Linked DNA regions of Mus musculus: regions 1, 3 and 4 are each linked to region 2. A link is a contact called in ENCODE Hi-C or POLR2A ChIA-PET data. All regions are on one chromosome and are shown on one strand. The core of a region is the stretch at or near the end of the contact, and the rest is flanking DNA. Distances in the headings are between cores, read along the strand shown. Region 1 holds the start of 9230104M06Rik (a long non-coding RNA gene). Region 2 holds the start of Tex22 (testis expressed gene 22). Region 3 overlaps Brf1 (BRF1, RNA polymerase III transcription initiation factor 90 kDa subunit). Region 4 holds the start of Crip1 (cysteine-rich protein 1 (intestinal)).

What was found. A loop is a pair of places that touch in the nucleus more often than their neighbours do. ChIA-PET counts read pairs that join two places held with the same protein, here RNA polymerase II (POLR2A).
Region 1: a loop to region 2 is called in a map of left cerebral cortex, with 4 times the contacts of the local background. The contact joins the promoter of 9230104M06Rik here to the promoter of Tex22 in region 2. A Hi-C loop is called at or near these places in 14 of 37 maps with a recorded cell type or tissue (CH12.LX, adrenal gland, gastrocnemius and 4 more). POLR2A ChIA-PET finds 5 or more read pairs at or near these places in 3 of 5 experiments (Patski and embryonic stem cell).
Region 3: a map of heart shows a loop between it and region 2 (7-fold over the local background). The contact joins the enhancer-like site here to the promoter of Tex22 in region 2. A Hi-C loop is called at or near these places in 7 of 37 maps with a recorded cell type or tissue (gastrocnemius, heart and left cerebral cortex).
Region 4: a loop to region 2 is called in a map of heart, with 5 times the contacts of the local background. The contact joins the promoter of Crip1 here to the promoter of Tex22 in region 2. A Hi-C loop is called at or near these places in 1 of 37 maps with a recorded cell type or tissue (heart). POLR2A ChIA-PET finds 5 or more read pairs at or near these places in 3 of 5 experiments (Patski and embryonic stem cell).

What each region holds. Positions count from the first base shown.
Region 1 is chr12:112,999,318-113,002,017 of GRCm38, reverse strand. 9230104M06Rik (a long non-coding RNA gene) reads right to left here and starts at 1,294. Exons shown (of 3, transcript XR_001780729.2): 1 at 1,106-1,294; 2 at 592-661. It overlaps Brf1 (BRF1, RNA polymerase III transcription initiation factor 90 kDa subunit), which reads left to right and starts at 1,397. Exons shown (of 18, transcript NM_028193.3): 1 at 1,397-1,845. The coding sequence starts at 1,662.
Region 2 is chr12:113,073,148-113,075,922 of GRCm38, reverse strand. Tex22 (testis expressed gene 22) reads right to left here and starts at 1,421. Exons shown (of 3, transcript NM_001361919.1): 1 at 1,064-1,421; 2 at 487-679. The coding sequence starts at 642. Pacs2 (phosphofurin acidic cluster sorting protein 2) reads right to left here. Exons shown (of 24, transcript NM_001081170.1): 24 at 1,522-2,775.
Region 3 is chr12:112,957,175-112,959,874 of GRCm38, reverse strand. Brf1 (BRF1, RNA polymerase III transcription initiation factor 90 kDa subunit) reads left to right here. Exons shown (of 18, transcript NM_028193.3): 18 at 1-13. Among named protein-coding and RNA genes, the nearest start is that of Gm26583, 4.2 kb to the right of the region's middle. Within about 2 kb of position 1,420, at least 1 of the 3 ENCODE cell types and tissues checked has a DNase peak (open chromatin) inside an H3K27ac peak, as active enhancers do; it is heart, where a contact is called at or near this core.
Region 4 is chr12:113,150,605-113,153,304 of GRCm38, reverse strand. It overlaps Crip1 (cysteine-rich protein 1 (intestinal)), which reads right to left and starts at 1,293. Exons shown (of 5, transcript NM_007763.3): 1 at 1,152-1,293; 2 at 1-24. The coding sequence starts at 1,191.

The DNA of each region.
Region 1 (2,700 bases), core at 45-2,544, 74 kb after region 2:
TTGAGGCATTCAATGACATGTTGATTTGGGATCCCTTGGGGTGACTCGAGAGCACAGGAACTGTGCAGCACTCCAAATCCTTCAATTCCTTCATTTGCCATTTGACTTTAATATGTATTGTGCACATGATGGTGAGAGGGTACATGTGTGGAGGTCAAAAGAGAATTTTGTGGAGTAAATTCTCTCAGTCCGCCTTTACCAGAGTTCTTGGGATTGAACTCAAGCAAGGCAGACAGATTTGCTTGGCATTTACTTGACGAGCAATCTCACCAACCCTTCCTTTGCTATGTTTTGAGGAGATCCCTCCCAAGTTCTGTTTGTTTGTTTGTGACAGGGTTACTCTATGTATAAAACAGAGTCCTGGCTGGCCTCTAATTCACAGAGATTCACCTGCCCCTACCTCTGGAGTGCTGGGACTAAAGGTGTGCACCAACACAATCGGCTTTTTCCAAGTTGTTGTTCTTGTTCTTCTTCTAAATTGTGTTGATAACGCTGGTTTTGCAAGCTGATCAGAAGTCTGCATATTTACAATGCTTCCCTCTTAGTTTGAGCTCCTGTGGCATCCTGCAGTCTAATTTTGGAGTTTCTTACCTGTAGTAGTGCACAAGATTTGCTAAACTTCCCAAGGACTGACAGGTATGGCTGAGATTGTGAGCAGCGCCTGCGGATGCAGAGGGTTCTGTGTATGCTCTACTTTACCCAGAGCTCACTACCCTACTACCCAGACCCGTTACTGCCAGGAAATAGGAAGTCCTGCTGAGAACTCAGCGTTGAGGTGACCAACTGTGGTCCCAGAGACTGTTCACCCTGGGACTGAGGGATGGGGGATGAGGTGTCTGCAGCAGAGTCTGGGAGAACATTCCAGGTCCCTCTTAAACGCTGCCCCGCCGGCAGTCCTTGATCCTGCCCTCTAGGGCTTGCTGACTCCCCAAGTTACTCCCACTACATCCAGCCCAGGACGCTCCCAAAGCCTATTGTGCCAATCAGTGCAGGCTCCACGGGCCGGGCCTTGGCCGCACACAAGTTACCGCCCACAAACCCATCCCACTACTTTGTTTCCAGATTTCCTCTCTCAGACAATCGGCTCTCCTTCGGCTCCGCATACCGAAAGCTTCGTGGCCTCGGCGCCATCTACAGGCTCCTCCCATACTCGTCCCAGCTCCACCCACCGGCCTACTCCGGGCCCCGTCACTTTAAGCCTCGCCCCTGTCCCAGGCTCCTCCCTCAGCCCGCATTTCCTCCTAGGCTCCTCCCACGGCCCGAGTCGGGTCCCGGGCTGCGCTCCTCGCCCCGCCCCGCCCCGCCCCGCCCTTCTCGCCCGCCCTCCAGTCCCGCCCCGTTGTTGGCTTTTGGCCCGCGAGGCCTCCGGGTTCCAGGTTTGGAGCTTTGCTTCCGGCCGCCCGGAAGGTCGGCGGTTCGGTCCCAGCGTCCCAACGATTCTTGAGTTCCTTTATCGGTCCCGCGGGCGCGGCCGTTGCAGGCAGCGCGGCCCGCACGCGCTGGGCGAATCTGCCGCGACGAATCGGCAGGCGTGGCGCCGGCGGCCTCGCGAGAGTGCGGCGCAGACGGAGGCGGCGCGACGGGCCTTGCGGGCTGAGGGCCGCGGGCGGAGAGCGGACTGCTGAGCGGCTGGGGGGCCGGTGGGGCCCCGCGGCTCCACCATGACGGGCCGCGTCTGCCGCGGCTGCGGCGGCACGGACATCGAGTTGGATGCGGCGCGCGGCGATGCGGTGTGCACGGGCTGCGGCTCGGTGCTCGAGGACAACATCATCGTGTCCGAGGTGCAGTTCGTGGAGAACAGCGGCGGCGGCTCGTCGGCGGTCGGCCAGTTCGTGTCGCTGGACGGTGAGTTCTGCAGCTCGGGCGAGGGGGCCGGGCAGGGCTGCGTGTGCGAGGTCCGAGGGAGGAGTCGAGGCTGGCGGGGAAACTGAAGTAGGTCGTCCTGTGACAGACCGTGGGCAGTCGGACAGGGAAACTGAGGCAGGGCCGGGCCGGGAATCTGCAGCCAGGTCCCCTCCGAGTCCCGTACGCCGATGTAAACTCCGCGATCTGCCCGGTCCAAGCGTCGCGGTCCGGTCCAACGGAGGTCGTCGGGCTGGGTCCCGAAATCTGACAGGCACGGCTTTCAGGCTCGCAGGTTCCGTTTATCCGGTTGGCCACTCTAACAGGTGTCATTGCCCTAAGGGCTATGAAGAAGATGTGCCCAGCCTCAATTCTCTGCCCAGTCGCCTGAGTCCTTATCTTTTTAAAATAAGGGTTTGTTTCCTAACCGTTGAATGTCGAGTCTCTAGGTGAGTTATACTTCCAAGTCTTTCTTTGTATATCTGATTCTTGAGGCAAATGTTACTATTTTGACCAAAGGTTTTACATTTTGAAGCATTCCAATTTGTCGCCTTTTCTTTCTTGAGAGTTTCCTTTGTCACGAATCTAAGATGTCTTTGAGTCACCGCGTTTGTCTTCTAAAAGTTATTGTTTACACTTTTACGCAGTTTTGTTTTTATTTTCTGTAGACTGGGGATCTAGCCCAGGGACTCTGGCACACTAAACAGTTCCCAAATCCCTATGTCAGTGGAAGCCTAGTCCACATTTTTTGAGTTAAGCCTTGTGGAAAGTGGGATGTGCGGGCTGAGGCTCCTTTCTTGTCTGCGGAGGTACCATTTTCCACACATAGTTTGCTGAAAGGATTCCTTTTTTTTTTTT
Region 2 (2,775 bases), core at 172-2,671:
ACCAGGAGTCTGGTGTCCCTTCAACCATAGAGCTCTGATTCTTCACCATTATGTCACCAATATAAAATCCATACATCTGTGCCTATTCATAAGCAAGCCTCTCCCAAGAGATGACACGTTAGCATCTTTACCATCTAGAATGCCCTGCCTTATGAAAGCGGAAGGGGCTACTGGTCAGCCCTGCAGGACAGTTGTCACCTTTGGAGGGACCTCAAAGCAGGGGTCAGGGACACTGCACGAGCTGATGTGGGTATGTGTGGCACACTCCTTCTGACCTTAGGCGACCTCTCTCTGCCTGGTGTCCACCAGAGGAAGTCTACCTCCGAGCCTAGCCTGAGTAGTTGGAGAAGCAAGCCCTAAAAACTAAATGTTTCCTCCAGTCCCATTCAGTCCTTTCCTCTTGTCCCAGAGGCCCATTCTCGGTGTCCCTTTCCAACCAGTCCACCTAAAAGCCTGGGTTCTCGGAAGACTCTCCTAACTGCTTACCCAGTCTTGGGTCTGCAAGTCGTCCTGAGGCTTGCTCTTGGTGTCTGGCTGGCTGGAGGCCACGGCAAGCCCCTGTGGGGGTGACTGTTGTCTTTGCTCTTGAGCAAGCTGCCACTGTAGCGTCTTCCTCTGGGGGCGCTGTTGCCTGCTGTCCATCTCTAAGTACAGCAGGTTGCAGTTCCCTCGACTAGGGCTGTGGGGCAAGGTGCAGGAAGGGAACTGAGCAGGGTTCCTGCTGCCACGGCAGATCCCTAAAGCAGATGATGGCAGGCCCTGCTGGGGCCGCCTTCTACCTAGTGACTACTCTTGCCGAGTAGCGGGGTCCCTTGTGACTTTCTCTCCCAGGTCTTGTGGCCATTATCCTCCGCACCAGCATCCCCCCAGGGACAGCAGTAGCCTAGAAATAGATGCTAGCCTAGCCTTCTCTGCTCTCACCGAACCACCTGGTCTGCTTTTCCTCGCAGGGGGCGCTCCTTCTGCGGTCCTGACAAGCTCTTCAGTCCTAGGATCCCACCCTCAATAGGCCTCCTCCTGTCTTGGACAACCCTACCACACAAGGCCCAGGCTCAGCGCCAACCTGAGCTCTCATTTCCCACCCTCTCCGTGGGTATGAACTGTGGAAGTCAGTTAAGGGCAGCAGTGAAGGTATGTGGGAGTTGGGTCACCCGCTCCCACGCGGATGCAGAGCTCGCCCAGAGGGCTCTGGGAAGGGCTCTGTAGGCTCCGGGACAGATGAGGGGGGCTTAATGAGCTCCGGTTGACAATGGATCAGCCGGTGAGCCCAGGCTCAGAAGGGTCTGCACAGGGAGTGGAGGGTCGTGTGGCCTGTGAACGCTCATGTGGGTCCAGGTAAACAGAGCTGGCTGGTGAGGCTGACTTAGGACCTTCAGCACCAGCCTGAGAAAGCTGGATCCAAGGACAGAGCTCTAGGGAAGAGGGACGGAGCTTCCGTCCTACAGACCCCGCCCTCCGCGGCCGCTTCCGCCCCCTCCACGCGTGCGCCCCAGCGTTCAAGCCGCATGGCCCCAACACATTCAGAGAAATCACAGCAGTGGGCGGCCTGAGCGCCGTCAGTTTATTAGTGTCGCTTCAGCACCTTGAAATCGTCCACATGGTCGCATGGGACAGATCAGTATCTGCTCCCAAAAAAAGCTATTTACATGAATCCTGCTTTTTATTAAAAAAACAAAAACAAAACTAGCAACATACACACTCTAGAAATCAGTCACAGCGCGCTGGGCAGTCTGCAGAAGCGAACGGAGTCATCCTCACGCAAGGCTGTCAGCTTCTGCTGGCCCCCTTCCAGGACAGAGCAGTCTCTGAAGGGCACAGGGATTTAGGGAGCAAGTACCCTGGCCCTGGGGAGAAGTGCCAGGACGTTTTTATGCGGAATTCATTTGAGATGGAGGCTAGAGGAAGAAGTGAGGCTTGCAGGATAAGGCTAGGGCAAGCCATTGCTTCAGGGCTGAGCCTCCCGCCTCCCCACGCCTCCCCACCCCCACCTCCCAGCACTGGTACCTTTACAGTGATACTGAGCTGCGTACTCAGAGGGTGGTGGCAGGAACCAACTTGAAGGTAGAGGCAGGGCCCCCAACTGACAGCAATGAGCAATGGCAACTGGTGTTGCTTGACAGGGACCTCTAAGACTGGCAGGCTCTGAGGGTGATGCCTCAGAGCTTCGGATGCAAACACACTCTGCGGTTCGTACCACTGCACTGCCTGTCAGGGGGGCTTTGGTGTCATCCTTCAAAGGGACAAAGTGCTTCTCCATGACTTCTCATTACAGCTCCATGAGGTAGGCAAGGAAAATGGACCATCTCTCTAACCACTGGGGGAGTGAGGCACAGGGAGGAAGGACTGCTGTCTAGGTCTGCACCTAGCACTGCCATGGTGGGGGTTGGGGGGAAGGTGTATGGTGCTCAGGTGCTAGGCTTTCCTGACTCCACCCTGGGCCAGCTGTGGGACAAAGACGCTGCCTACACCTTCCTCTTGTGTGTGTAAAGTCAGACCCCTGGAACCAGTCAAGGAAGGAGCACGTATGTACAGGGGAAGGTTCTGGAAAAGGGCTGCCCTCAGGCAAGAGCTTGAACCCCTGTGGCCTCAAGGCTAGAAATCTAGGTCAAATGTTTCATATGAAGGTTGACTTTTGGGAAAAAACACAAGGGGCAGGTAAACTAGGCTCTTAGGCTCCAAGGATTACAGTGGCCTGACTCAGCACAAGATCTTTTCAGAGAATACCTCACCAGGAGTTCCACTAAGAAGCCCTGGACCCAGGGACCTGGGGACCTA
Region 3 (2,700 bases), core at 171-2,670, 120 kb after region 2:
ATCCTGGAGAGAGGTATTAAGCAAGAGACATGTGGCAGTTATTTCTCTATACTAGGCAACCATAGTCTGGGGTCTGTGCCTTTAACTTCACATCAGCTTCCTGCAGGCAGGATGCTTCCTACCGTTCCCGGTGTCCATTCATTGTCTTGAACTGCCCGGAGCATCTTAGGCCTCAGCCTCCTGCTTAGGACGAGTCCTTGTGGCTACCCAGTAGCGTCTTAGTGAGGTTTATCAGCAGCACCCAGGAAGTGAGACCAGCAGGCCATGTACACCTGTGTGCAGCTTCCTGTTGATGTCTAGCACAGTCTGTGTGGAGTTCTGGCCCTGCCCCATCAGTTAGAATGAACCTTTAGTCCTCCTGCACAGAACCCTCTGCCAAGAAGCCTGCAAGCTGTCTCCTGGGCCTCTTCACGAGAAGGTCTACAGAGTGCCCTCGGTGCAGTTAACTCCGGCCTCCCTTCCCTGGATGCAGCCTTGCATGCAGACCACTTGGCTTTCAGATCAGGAGGTGGGGCCAGGCCTGAGGTGGTGAGTTGTGGGGGCCAGGCCTGAGGTGGTGAGTTGTGGGGGCCAGGCCTGAGGTGGTGAGTTGTGGGGGCCAGGCCTGAGGTGGTGAGTTGTGGGGGCCAGGCCTGAGGTGGTGAGTTGTGGGGGCCAGGCCTGAGGTGGTGAGTTGTGGGGCCAGGCCTGAGGTGGTGAGTTGTGGGGGCCAGGCCTGAGGTGGTGAGTTGTGGGGGCCAGGCCTGAGGTGGTGAGTTGTGGGGGCCAGGCCTGAGGTGGTGAGTTGTGGCGGCTGCAGATGAGTGGATGGTCAGACAGGTAGGAAGTGATTGTGACGGAAAGACTGCACGATGCTTTGGGATTGTGTATGGGGATATGGAACCAGGCTCAAAGGCCCTTCCCAGAAGTGAGATCACAACTGTGGTAGGGGAGAACAGTTTTAGTATGTTTGTACGTTTTTATACAGCAGGACTTGCCTGTGGCATGGAGAGAGTACAGGGTGAGGGGTGGGAGGTGGGAGCTCAGGAAAAAGAACCAAGTGCCCTGGGAGGAGAAGTGGGAGGAGGCCTGCTCCCCAGCTGTGCCTTGTCTGCCCAGGAGCCAGCAGGAGGAAAGGTCTGGAAAATGGAGCAAGGGCCGGGAAGGCTGGAGCGCTCTTGTAAGGTAGTTAGATGAGTTGCTCACTACCACGGATAGAGTTAGAACACAGGGGTGTAGGGAGGTGGACAGTGCTGAGTGAGGACAGTCCGTAGGAGATAGGTGAGTAGCAAAGTGTGTGTGTGTGTGTGTGTGTGTGTGTGTGTGTGTGTGTGTGTCCTGAAATGTGGGACCTGGGTTGGGGAGAGCCGGGTGTTGAGGAGGAAGGGCCCAGTAGGGGGCAGCCGTGAAATGGGCAGGATGCTTCTGAGCTGAGGTCATAGCCTTGTGTGTGTCTATGAGCAGCACTAGTGTGAAGCTCAAGGAGCACTGGGTCTGGATGACCCCACTGTGCATGCAATTAGTCCATCTCTGCCTGCTTTTTCTGACTGGGGTTATCACAACAGAATCCTCCTGCCTGGGGTCTTCTCAGAGTGCAGAGCAGTGCCTCAGATAGCCTCCTGGGAAAAACTAGTCCTTACCACACTGGACCTTAGAAGAGGGAATTAGGAAATGAGGGAATCCATTGGATCCTGGATTCTAGACTGAGACTCTGTGTGGTATGCACACTTGAGTGCTGAGCAGACAGGATAGCTTATATCTCCCAGCCTCCTCTGCCTTCTGTCTTCCTGCCAGGAGGAGGGAGGTGCAGGGGACACTACATGTATGGTACACTATCCAAGTGTCTTGCCAGCCCCCTAAACTGAGGAACCTAGTACTTCATGGTTGCCACCATCCTCTGCAAACTGAGGATCACTGGGGCAATACAGTAGCAGTCAGCAAGGTTCCTGTAAACCTAGACATGTGAGGCTTGGCAGAGCGTGTTTCTGTCTTTAGAGGGAACTGGGCCACAGAATGAGAAGTTGCAGCCGTGCAAGGCTGTGAGGCACTGTTCCCACTTGGAGCTGTTCCCTCCTGAGCTATTGTACCCATTGAGAAGCCTGTCCAGCCTGCCCTGGACCTGGGTTCTCTGATCAGGTGCTTTGTCCTCTGTACACTACTGAGCAGGAGTGGAACAAGCCCTGTGTGGGGTGGGGTTGGGGCACTCCTTTTATACATAGTTAGAAGGTGGAGACTGAGGTTTGGCCACATCCTTTGCCCAGATACCTGTCTAGGACCAGGGGATGGATACACCTTGACAGTGTGAGAGAATACATGGAATGGGCATGGATCTAGCTGGATATATCTTTGCCTCTGTAATACCTCTAGATGGTAGGTACCCTACAAGAAACTCCAGAGACCAGGGAAGCAGGGCCTCAATGGTGTTAGTGAGGAAGTGGAGTAGTGGGGTACGTGCATCTTAGGATACCTGTTAGACCCAGAATTTCTCTCTGGCCTCCCTTCTAAGAGGTGTAGAGCAGGAGTTAAGTAAAGGGAGACTGTTTGGTACCTCATGGAGATTGCTTCCTGCATGATGGATAGCCTGGGTTCTAATTGCTCTCTTCTCAGCATAGAGCAGTAGAGCTCTGGGTGCTCAAGTGTGCACACCAGACAGGGTCCCAATCTAAAACCAATGGACTCCCTCTTTCTCTCTTTCCCTTTTCCAAGGCCAACTCAGGAGCT
Region 4 (2,700 bases), core at 44-2,543, 78 kb before region 2:
TGCCTAGTGAAGTCACTCGCTCAGCTGCAGAAGCACAGATCCACTGTGAGACACTGGAGTCCCTGCAACCCCTCTTCAGCTGCACAGACACCCACACTTCATTCTTTCAATGTGGCAGCCCACCCTGTGTCCCCAGAGACCACTGTGCTCCAGAGAGGGTTAGGGGCAACTATGGTGCTCTCAAGCCAATCCCACCTCACAAACCAGAAGGGTCACCTTTTTGGTGGGATATTTTCTTTTAGGTTGTTTTTTGTTTTTGTTTTGAGACAGGGTTTTCCTGTGTAGCCCTGGCTGTCCTGGAACTCACTCCGTAGATCAGGCTGATCTTGAACTCACAGAGATGCTCCTGTCTCTGCCTCCCCGGACTAAAGCACTGGGACTAAAGGCGTGGGCTACCTGGCCACCCACCCATCCCGGCTCATTGGTGGGACACTTTTAAGTGTCACCATAGGGATATGACCCCCGAGGGCTTGTAGAGCTGGAGAGGAGGAGGCCTTCAGACTTGAGAGTGGAGGAGAACAAGTCTGGAGGATCTAAGGTTAGGTAAACCCAGTTAAAGTCCTCTGACCTCTGCACTAAACCTGGGCACACCCTTCTCCTCAGCAGGGGCAAGGGGACCTCTTAGTCACGCACTATCTCATAGAAGCCCTAGGGCGCGCAAACAGCAAGAAAACGAGCACCCGAGATCGAACCCCCCGGACGTGGTTTTGGGCGTCTGTTTCTACTTAGCATTGGGAGGGGCCACCCTAGTCCCGCGTTCCTTCCTATCCAGCAGGGACCCCGCCCAAGGCGCACAGACAGAAGGCGGGAGAGACAGCAGGATCCAGAGGCCAGGGTCACAGAGAAGGGGAGACCCACAAGCATGGGAGTCACAGAGACCTGGAGACCCAGAGACAAGGAAGCCAGAAGACCGACCCAGAAACATAAGAGCGAGTAGGCACAGATGTCGGTTCTGTTTAACACCAAATTGTCCCACCCTCAAGCCGCGGGCAAGATCTATGGGTTCTATCCCAGGCGATGCCCTGGACTCTAGACAGCCAGGTCCACCTGAACAGCCCAATATTGTCCGCCTCTGGACCACGCTTCCGCGTACCGCCTGCAGTACGCCCGCGGGCATGTGGAGAGAGGTTGGGATACCCAAGCGTGCTCACCGAAATACACCTCCTTGTCGCACTTGGGGCACTTCGGCATGGCGGTACCTGGTCCTGCACAAGTGGCTGCAGCTAGAAGGAAGTAGGTTGCAGGCTCTGGACTGGGTGGCGCCCGCCTGGTCCGCGCTTTTCAGGGACCCCGTGGCCCTGCCCTTTAAGGCCCCGCCCCCGCCCCACCCCCTCAGTCCGGGACTTGGACCCCTGGGAACGCTGATCCAGGCCGACTGGCCAAGAATGGTCATCTGGTTCATACTCGCCTCCGGCAAGATAAACTGGCCAAGGGCCATGCAGGGGTGCGGAGTCTTCCCGGGACCCTCTAAGCCCAGCGGCTCCTGCGGACCCAGGCCCCGCCCCCTGCCTGGGGCAGGGCAAGTCTCCGGTCTTGAATAGGGGTCGTTGAGTCCTCCCCTCGAAGGACCAAGAGCTCTGTCTAGCCTAGCGTTTTTTGCACCTGCAACGGCTAGCTGGAGACCGGGTAAGCACAGGAAACTTCTAAAGTGCAGATAAAGTGGGACGTGGTGTGTTTGCTTGTCCTACTAAAACTGGTGAGGCCAATCTGGTCTCTAGGGTGAGACCCTGTTTCAAAACACACGTGCGCATGTGAACACACACACAAATAAAGCGCAGAGAGACACAAATTAGCATTCAAGGATTCTGCACATATTTTGATGCTTCTTCGGAAAGAGTTGAGGACATTCAGAGTCTCAGCCTTGTAGCCCAACTCCTTCCAGCCTTTCCCAGATCTAACCCACGCAGACGCCAGGAGGTCCACTCTGGCTAGCCGCATGTGAACACCCTGACCTTTGGCAGCTGACTGGACTGCAGCCACAACTTCACCGGGGAACTCAGAAGAGGGGACTCCCATCCAGAAAAGCCCATCCTGCCACAGGAACTACAGACTCTAAGCTTGAGGACCTAACAACCTGAGGTTGGAGACTAGAGGTCAAGACAAGGAATTCGGGTGAGGCCATGCCCAGGCTGTTTCCCTGGTGCCTCGAGGCACAATTGATGAGTAGTCCTTATCTCTGGGAGAAGTGCCCAGAGCTCAGCGGTCCAAGTCCACTGCCCAGCTAAGGAGGAGGCTGAGCCGTGGTTGGTACCAGGTAGAGAACAGACTAAGCCTACAGTAAATATGGAGGGCTGGGAGGTTTCTACTGGCCTGAGCTTCAGAGTAGTTTGTAGGCTTAGTGGGGGTTAGGGGTTGGGGCTCTCTGATCGTTGCCTAGCAAGCTGACGATGCAGTTGCTGATAGCCGGACATTAAGTTCTCACTGTTCAGCCCTGACTGACACTCCTGTCCACACCCACCCATTTATCTGTCTCCAGACCTAGCTCTGGGCAAGGATCAGTCAGGGGTATTTCCATCTCCCTGGCCACTGCTGGGGTAGGGAGTCAGAACTCTCAGATGGGATTAGTGTTGCACCATGGGTCAGGGACTACCCACAGTTGCAAACGCAGCCCCTCTGGAACACTACCTTCCTCCTAGGGACCCTAACCTGAGGGTACAGCTCTGTCCCAAACTGGAGCTCCACAAATGCCCAGCTCTACAA